2 separate regions of the Homo sapiens genome follow, and region 2 is linked to region 1. Evidence: read pairs that join two places in POLR2A ChIA-PET (ENCODE). Cell type or tissue: PC-9. All regions are shown on one strand.

Region 1 (5,000 bases):
CAGCAGTATGCAAAATTGTGTATATACTCTTTGTAATTGGTTTTTTATATGTGCATGGAAAAAACGGTCAAGGATACACACCAAACGCTAACAGTGGTATGTCAGAGTTATGGGGTGAAAATTTTAAATGATACGTTTTGGGAAAAATTTTCTCTAAAAATCTTGCCTGAAAGCATACTTAAAACCTAAATGACAGCAATAAGGAAATTGACTCACTATTCATCTTTCTACAAAAGAGCTTTGAAGGTACAATCGTGTGGGAGAGCCAAGACCTCCACGGCCTTGTGTCAAGAAATCTCCACAAAGTGACAGTGAATGATGGAGGGGGAGTTCTCAGAGTCATTACAGTAAGTCGTTTTTTTTTAAGGTTTAATTGCATATTTTAGCTTCTTTTTAATATATAAAATTGTTCTAAAATTTACCTTAGAGCCCAGGCAGCATGGAGCAATGATTCTTGTGTGTTTTACAACATATATAGTAGCAAATGTTGTTGTCTTCATAGTAAAGGCAAAAACTCAAATATGATCCTGTAACTCCAGCATTAGTGAGTTTACAGTTTTGCTTTAAGATTGATGCATTTTTAAAATGCAATATTTTATTTCTCTTTTTTTTTTTTTTTTTGAGAGGGTCTCACTTTGTTGCACAGGCTGGGGTGCACTAGCACGATCACAGCTCACTGCAGCCTCCACCTCCTGGCTTAAACAATCCTCCCATGTAGCTGGGGCTACAGGTGCGCACCACTACACCCAGCTAACTTTTTGTGTTTTTTGTAGAGATGGGGTTTCACCATGTTGCCTAGGCTGGTTGCAAACTTCTGGGCTCAAGTGATCCGCCCACCTACGCTTCCCAAAGTGCTGTATTACAGGCATGAGCCACTGCACCTGGCCTATTTCTCAGTAATTTTTAAGTTAGCATTCTTTAAGAATACTTGCTCAGTAGTATTCAGAGTATTTACTATCTCACCTTGAAAATAAAACCTCAGTTAAAATACTATAATTAGCCAGGTGCGGTGGCTCATGCCAATAATCCCAGAACTTTAGGAGGCTGAGGCAGGTGGATCACTTGAGGCCAGGAGTTTAACACCAGCCTGGGCAACATAGCAAGACCCCATCTGTACTAAAAATACAAAAACTTAGCCAGGCATGGTGGCGCATGCCTGGAATCCCAGCTACTCAGGTGGCTGAGGCATGAGAATTGCTTGAACCTAGGAGGCAGAAGTTCCAGTGAGCTGAGATCACACCACTGCACTCCAGCCTGGGTGGCAGAGTGAGACTCTGTCTCAAAACAAACAAACAAACAAAAAAAACTACTATAGATAAAAATATTGGAAAATAAGGCGGGGTGTGCTGGCTTATGCCTGTAATCCGAGCACTTTGGGAGGCTAAGGTGGGTGGACCACTGGAGGTCAGGAGGTCAAGACCAGCCTGGCCAACATGGTGAAACCCCGTCTCTACTAAAAATCCAAAAAAAAAAAAAATTAGCTGGGCCTGGTGGTGCATGCCTGTAATCCTAGCTACTTGGGAGGCTGAGGTGGGAGGATTGCTTGAACCCCAGAGGTGGAGGTTGCAGTGAGCCAGGATCATGCCACTGCACTCCAACCTGGGCAACAGAGCGAGACTCCATCTCAAAACAAAACAAAAAAAAATAGAAAATAAGATTGAGTACTTTCATTTATTTTGCTGAAGCAACTCTGGGATTTCTGACTCTCATATTTCTCATTCGGCTTTGCTTTAAATTTAAAACAGTTTGACAGGTGAATTTCTCAAAGTAAATATAGGTCAATAAAGCAGGTATATGAAGACTTAAAATGAACTTTAGTAAACAAACGGTCTGTACGGTGGAATCATAGACAATCTTTTATTCTCCTCGATCTCCTGTCCAATGATTAGGAATGTACTTGGCATTTAAATTCACAAGCTTAGTGAATGAATATTAACCTCATTTACATGGATTAATTTCTGAGTTGAAATGAATATATGCTACGTTATTACTCATTCAAAAAACATTTCCTGCATACCTGTGGTAAGGCAGAAACAATGGCAGGGTAAAATAGACATACTAGTGGCCCACCGTGGAACTTACAGTCCAGTGAGGAAGAAAGACATTAAACAAATAGACCCATAGATTCATATGTAGTTATACATTTAGATTTGTAGGCCATGTTTAGGATTTCATTCATGTTTAGGATTTAGGATTTATTATGACAGGTAAATTTCATAAAGTAAATGGAGGACAATAAAGATGGTGTTTACTTTAGTAAACACACACACCACTTGTTTACTAAAGTTCATTTTAAGTCTTATGAAAAATTTTTTACTGAAAATAGAAAGTTTTATGGAATTATATCTTTCCTTATTATCTTGCCTCCTTTTCTATTTATGAAACTTTAAAATACCCAGCATATGCCAAAATTCTGTAATATTGGTTACACTAAAAGAAATAAATTGGCCGGGCGCGGTGGCTCACGCCTGTAATCCCAGCACTTCGGGAGGCTGAGGTGGGAGGATCACGAGGTCAAGAGATCAAGACCAGCCTGGCCAACATGGTGAAATCCCGTCTCTACTAAAAATACAAAAATTAGCTGGCTGTGGTGGCGGGTGCCTGTAGTCCCAGCTACTCGGAAGGCTGAGGCAGGAGAATTGCTTGAACCCAGGAGGTGGAGGTTGCAGTGAGCCAAGATCGCGCCACTGCACTCCAGCCTGGCTACAGTGCGAGACTCCGTCGCAAAAAAAAAAAAAAAAAAAAAGGTAGGTTTCTGAGTTGAGAACTAGGTTCAAATGTAAAGACTCAAATGATCTGCCTTTGGGAGTAAAAATTATTATAGAGGGCTAAAGATAGCTTAAACATACAGTTAACCTAAAAAAACAAAAACAAAACCAGGTAACTTTTTAAAGCCTACGCTAAGAAACCCCAGGTACAAATTAAGATTTTCATCACAAATGCGTACAGCTGAGAGTTTTCACTAAGCTTTATTCCCTTGCCAGCAAGTGATGTCAGAAAAATTTTAAAGGCAAAAAGCCAAGTTGTGACCTTTTAGAGAGAAGTTAATAAACAGAAATTACTATTGAGTTCTAAAGCCAAAACAATATAGAAATATACAATAAAAAATAAAGCATAGGCTGGGTGCTGTGGCTCACGCCTGTAATCCCAGCATTTTGGGAGGCTGAGTTGGGCAGATCACCTGAAGTCAGGAGTTCGAGACCAGCCTGACCAACATGGTGAAACCCCGTCTCTACTAAAAATATAAAAATTAGCCAGGCGTGATGGCTAATGCCCGTAATCCCAGCTACTCAAGAGGCTGAGAAAGGAGAATCACTTGAACCCGGGAGGCAGAGGTTGCAGTGAGCCAAGATCACGCCATTGCACTCCAGCCTGGGCGACAAGAGTGAAACTCCATCTCAAAAAACTAAATAAGTAGGCCGGGCGCGGTGGCTCACACCTGTAATCCCAGCACTTTAGGAGGCCGAGACAGGCGGATCACCTGAGGTCAGGAGTTCGAGACCAGCCTGGCCAACATGGTGAAACCCCGTCTCTACTAAAAATACAAAAATTAGCCAGGTGTGCTGGCAGGCGACTGTCAGCTACTTGAGAGGCTGAGGCAAGAGAATCGCTTGAACCCCCGAGGCAGATGTTGCAGTGAGCCGAAATCACGCCATCGCACTCCAGCCTGGGGGACAAGAGCAAGACTTCGTCTCAAAAAAAAAAAAAAAAAAGTAAATAAGTAAATAACAAATAAAGCATATACAGTCTTTTATGGAACTACAACGTTGGAATCTATAGCCTGCCCCTTTAGTAATTTTCACATTTGGCTACGAACTTTTATTTTATTTTATTTTATTTATTTTTTTGAGATGGAGTCTCACTCTGTCACCCAGGCTGGAGTACAGTGGCACAGTCTTGGCTCACTGCAATCTCCTTCTCCCAGGTTCAAGTGATACTCCTGCCTCAGCCTCCAGAGTAGCTGGGATTATAGGCACACACCACCATGCCTAGCTAATTTTTCTGTATTTTTAGTAGAGACAGGGTTTCACCGTATTAGCTAGGATGGTCTTGATGTCTTGTCCTCGTGATCCGCCCGCCTCCGCCTCCCAAAGTGCTGGGATTACAGGTGTGAGCCACTGCGCCTGGCCTACAAACATATTTTAAATTAAATGACAAGTTACTACAGTGACCTCAGATTACTTGTTCTACTGGCCTTAAAACATTGCTTTGTACAGTACAACTCTGAAAAGATCTGTTTAAGAATAGCCAAGCAGTAGCTCTCTTGATTAAATGAAGGTGTAGAAAAAATACTGTAAATACACTGAGTATGGACTCTTAACTGTCTGATCTAGCCCACAACAGCCAGACAATACTCTGGTAGATGTACCATAGTGGTTTACTGTATACAGAAGTAAAACAGTTCACTCTGAGTAAGGCCATTGGGTAACTTTTGAAGAGAGATAACTCTTTAATAATAAAAGATTCTCCATTCTAAGAAGTAGAAAGGACTGTCATTGGCTGCTGGCACAATAGGCTTAAGCACCTTCAACAACATCAACAGGCTGGGCACAGTGGCCCACACCTGTAATCCCAGCACTTTGGGAGACCGAGGCGGGAGGATCACTTGAGCCCAGGAGTTCAAGACCAGCCTGGGCAGCACAGTGAGACCTCTTCTCTACAAAAAATTTATAAATATTAGCTGGGCATGGTGGTGCACACCTGTAGTGCTAGCTGCTTGTAAGGCTGAGATGGGAAGATTGTATGTTCAAGGCTAGAATGAGATATCATTGCACCACTGCACTCAGCCTGAGCATCAGAGTGAAACCCTGTCTGTAAAATGAAATTAGGCCGGGTGTGGTGGCTCACGCCTGTAATCCCAGCACTGTGGGAGGCTGAGGCAGGCGGATCACCTGAGGTCAGGAGTTCGAGACCAGCCTGACCAATATGGTGAAACACTGTCTCTTATTTGAAAAAAAAAAAAAAAGAAAAATTAAAAATTAAAAAAAAATTTTTTTTTA
Region 2 (5,000 bases), 260 kb before region 1:
TTCCAAACATTTTTTTAAATATAATTTTAAAAAGAAGACTGTACCATCTCCTCTGGCTTATGGCCCAAGTATCATAGCAGTTAATATAAGTCATATTCTAAATGCTCCTATTATATCAATTTATGTTCATTCCTTCTTATTACTGTCCTCCGTTGCAACAAATATCTATTCCTTGCCACTCCCAGTTCACTATCAAGTACCTTTGCCTTCAGAAAGAAAGGAAAAATATTAAATAATTGAATAACTTAAGTAATTCTGATATTCACATAGCTTAATAATGATAATTGTTATTATTCTAGACAGACTGATATTAATCAGAAAATAGACATATTTTTTGTATAATAAAGCTTTTTATTTGAATTATCTTTTATGCCATTAAAATATTTTTTGAGATTCCTGTAATAGGAGAAATAAGCTTTTTGTTTCAGAAAAGTTCTAAAGCCGGGAATTCCTAAGGATATACTAAATGAGATTATGTGTGGTTTAATTACTAATATATATTTTATTTTAAATAAATTAGGCTGGGTGCAGTGGCTCACGCCTGTAATCCCAGCACTTTGGGAAGCTGAGGTGAGTGGATCACCTGAGGTCAGGAGTTTGAGACCAGCCTGGCCAACATGGTGAAACCCTATCTCTACTAAAAATACAAAAAAATTAGCCAGTTGTGGTGGTGGCGCCTATAATCCCAGCTACTCGGGAGGCTGAGGCAGGCGAATCGCTTGAACCCAGGAGGCGGAGGTTACAGTGAGCCGAGATCACACCACTGCACTCCAGCCTGGGCAACAGAGCGAGACTCTGTCTCAAAAAAAAAAAAAAAAGAAAGAAAGAAAGTAGTGAGTGAAAACATGAAGTTTGGTTATAAAATAAATGTAAAAAAAAAGTCATGAAAGTATTTAAAGTAGTCAGAAATATGAACAGCATTCTTTTCTCATTTATATAGCAATTACCACAGGGTATGTCCCAGATAGTAAAATATAGTTATGTTATTTTTCAAGATGGATCCTTTTATCAGCCAAGGAATTTAATAGTTGATGTATGAGACAACTTTTTTGTATGTCCAAAAGATGACAGTTTTTCCCCTTAAAAATTCTACTCAATTTGTGTTTAACTCCATTTGACATGAGGTGACAGAAGAGTCTGAGTCCATCTGTCGAATATGTTGGTTTATTTTCAGTGCTTGAGGATACATTCACAAATACTTGGTCTGGGAAGACACCATTTAATTTTAAGTCAACTTGCATGCTATAAATGTGTTTTATATTTAAATAAAGAGGAAAATTTTTTTTTCAAATCTAAAAATGCCCTTGCTTCTCAATAGATTGAAAGATCCTTCTTTCCTATGTACTTTTGTAATGTTGGTTCTTCTTATATAACATTTGGTATCTTGCGTTGTGTGTGCAAATGTGTGTACAAATATTTCATGCCCCCTTTTTGACCCATACAGATGTATTTCATGCAGAGCACTTAGCAGAGTACCTTGCGCATAGATGTTAATTAATATATGTTGAATGAATGTTGAAACTAAACAAAGGAAGAATTCAGTTTTAAGTATGAAAATATTACATTTTCATTAAGACATTTTATTTTATTCATAATATATTCCCTGCCTCTACTTATAAAAATTATTTTGGACCAAGAACAATAGTAAAACACACATAGAGTAGGATAATCTGAATCTAAAAAAAAAAATTAAGGTTTTGGAAAGATAAAGAGCCTAGGATAAAATAGTTCTTGGCAATTGAGTCCTAAATTTGCTCTGAGCTTCCTGTTAGTCAACACAGAAGAGTAAGTAAATGCAATTTTTTTAAAAGGAAAAAAACTGATTTAAAAAAGAAAACTAGGATGCAGGTTGATTTGAGGAGATAAATTCTAGCTAGTTTTAAACTTTAGTAGAAACTTTTCATTATTTCTCTATTAAAAGCATTAAGTAGCATAATTTATGTATTCAGTTACAATTTACAAAAGATTAAGATGCATTTTTTTTAAGTTTTTCTTGATTTTGTACTTTGGGAGGGACCTAGTGATGGTAGGATGTGTAGGCCCTGTGGTCCCTACCTCTTCATTTCAGAATGTGGGGATTTGTCTGAGTACACTAGGATTAATACTCTCAAGCAGATTCAACCTTCCAGTGATTCTTTTCTCATCTTCTTTTCTTCTGTTGACCACCTAGCAGGGGAATGTATCTATTTGGTATGTGTTGATCTGTCAGCTTACATTTAGTGAGTGGGGCTTTATTTGCAGGAATGCCCCATTAGTTCCAGGAATGCTCCTCCAGAGACTCTGCTTTCCCTTTGCTGAATGACTCGGAAGCATGAGAACTGTTTCACAGCTCGGGCGTTTCCAGGCCATCCAGACATGGATTTAACCTAAATCTATATGATGGCAGGCCCACAGTTATGAATTCTCAGAGAGAGGCTTTTTTTCTATGCTCTAGGCTCCAGGCCAAAAGAGACAAGCTTGCTTCCTGGTTAATCCTCTTTATTTTTATTTTGTTATTTTTTATTTTTTTAAGACAGAGTCTCACTCTGTCACTGAGGCTGGAGTGCAGTGGCGTGATCTCGGCTCACCAAAACCTCCGCCTCCTGGGTTCAGGTGATTCTCCTGCCTCAGCCTCCCGAGTAGCTGGAACTACAGGTGCCTGCCATCACTCCCGACTAATTTTTGTATTTTTAGTAGAGATGGGGTTTCACCATGTTGGCCAAGCTGGTCTTGAACTCCTGACCTCAAGTGATCTGCCTGCCTCCGCCTCCCAAAGTGCTGGGATTACAGGCATGAGCCACCGCACCCGGCCTATTCCCCTTTATTGATGGGCACATTTGTTTGTCTAATCTTTCATTAGGAACAAATCCCTTCCTAGGTTTTAGCTTTCTGAAGCAATCTCAATTCCATACCCTGATTCTAGGGGCCCAGGGCCTCATCTTCTGTCCTCAAGTTGCTGTGAACCTACGTCAATTTGTTTCTGAAACTGGGGTATGTGCATACATGCATGCATATGCAGACACATACAACAGAGCAACCAGAGTATCACTCCCTGCTTAGTGCTGATTTTCCAGTTCCTCTACATTTTTGACTTCTGGGGATGTCATTTCCCTTGTTTTCTTGCAAGCTCAGCTATGTATTTAAAAGGATATTTGCTTAGTAAAAGAAGCCAACCTTAAAAGGCTATATACTGTATAATTCGAACTATATGACATTTTGGAAAAGGCAAAACTATAGAGACAGTAAACAAATTAGTGGTTGCCAGAGATTGGGGAGAGGAAAGGAGGGATGAGTAGGTGGAGTACCGAGGGTTTTTGGGGCAATAAAACTATTTGGTGGATACATGTCATTATACATTTGTCAAAACCCATGGAATGTACAACACAAAGAGTGAATATAAACTCTGGACTTTAGGTAAGAAAAATTGTAGCAATATTGGTTCATCAATTGTAATTAGTGTCCCACACCAAATGCAAGATTTAATAATAGAGAAACTGTGAGTGCAGGGCCAAGGGAGGGGAGGATACGTGAGAATTCTGTATTATCTGCTCAATTTTCTGTAAACCTAAAACTAGTCTAAAAAATAAAGCCTATTTTTTTTATTTCTAAATTTTATCATTCATTTTGAGGTGTTTTGCATTGGGAGAGTTTTCAGGTAATCTTATCTGCCATCTGCCACAAAAAGATTTTCTGTTTTATTTTGATGCTTTTTAAAATCTAAAATTAAAGTAATTATTTATATTTCCGGTAAAACAAATATTTTTGCCTATTTCTTTGTCTTAGAGCCTTCAGGGAGAGTTGGAACCAGCATCATTTTCCTGGACATATGAAGAAATTAAAGAAGTTCACAAGCGTTGGTGGCAATTGAGAGATAATGCTGTAGAAATCTTTCTAACAAATGGCAGAACACTCCTGTTGGCATTTGATAACACCAAGGTAAATTCACCCTTATTAATTGATATATATTGTTTAAGTGCTCATGGGCCACTGTAACTATACTCATACTGATTACATGAAGGTTTACTGAAATCGAATAAAATTGCCATGTTTCTTAGTCCTGATTAAAGTGAAGCCTTTGTTATATGAGGATTGTCTTTGACCTCCACAGTGAGGTAAATTCTGATTCCCCAAAATGACTGAAAGGAGTAATTTAAACTTGCTCAGTGCTGTAGCAGGGTCCATCTTTGACAAACTCTCTTGACCTCTAATCCCTTCGGCCACCATTTCTCTGCTCTCCTTTATGGAAAAACTGTTGGGGAAAGTTGCATATGCTTGCTGCCTCCAGTTTTCTTTTGAAATGCTTCAGACAGACTTCTCACCACTCTCGTCAGGGTCATCGGTAACCTCTATGTTGCTAAACCCGTAATGTCATAATCTTTCTTTGTCCCCATTTTACTTGACCTATTGGCAGCATTTGACCCAGCTGATTTTTCTCTCCTTAAATAAAACCTTCCTCCCTGGGCTTCTGGGTTACCATTTTCTCTTAGTTCTTATACCTTACCAGCCATTGCTTCTCAGTCTTGGTTGCAGACGCCTCCTTGGTGTGTTGCAGGGCTCCTTCCTCAGACCTCTTCTCTTCTCATCCAGTCTTATGACTTTAAAATACCATCTGTATTCTAACAACTTACACATTTATGTCACTACCCAAACCTCTCCCCTGAATGCCACACTCACATATTGTAACTCCCGACTGATGTCTCCATTTAGAAGTCACTAATTGACATCTCAAACGTAACCTGTACAAAACTGAACTTCTAATCTTCCCCCCATAATTTCCTTCCAGTTTTCTCTATCTCAGTAAATGACAACTCCATCTTTCCAATGCCCAGGCCAAAACTCTTGAGATTATCCAAGACTCTTGTTCTTCTCTCATACCCTGCATACACTCTATTAATAGGTTCTGTTGGCTCTGTCCTCAGAATACATCGAGAGTCTGACTGCTTCCACTGCTACCATCCTGGTTTAAGCCACTATCATTTCTTGCCAGAATCATTTACAGTAGCCTCCTAACTGGCCTTCCT

The links. Peaks named below come from ENCODE experiments on the same cell type or tissue, not always from the same donor. Only the 100,000 strongest peaks of a DNase experiment are listed, where the experiment ranks them.
Region 2: POLR2A ChIA-PET joins it to region 1 with 5 read pairs; 2 of 35 experiments call an interaction of 5 or more read pairs at or near these places.

Annotation. Positions count from the first base shown.
Region 1 is chr1:235,466,197-235,471,196 of GRCh38, reverse strand. It overlaps B3GALNT2 (beta-1,3-N-acetylgalactosaminyltransferase 2), which reads left to right. Exons shown (of 12, transcript NM_152490.5): 6 at 237-347. Among named protein-coding and RNA genes, the nearest start is that of B3GALNT2, 36 kb to the left of the region's middle. In PC-9, CTCF peaks have their summits at 1,917 and 2,116; a DNase peak (open chromatin) is centred at 2,036; H3K27ac peaks cover 1,879 bases.
Region 2 is chr1:235,722,943-235,727,942 of GRCh38, reverse strand. LYST (lysosomal trafficking regulator) reads left to right here. Exons shown (of 53, transcript NM_000081.4): 39 at 3,763-3,915. Among named protein-coding and RNA genes, the nearest start is that of GNG4, 76 kb to the right of the region's middle. In PC-9, no CTCF peak of the experiment used is centred here; no DNase peak of the experiment used is centred here.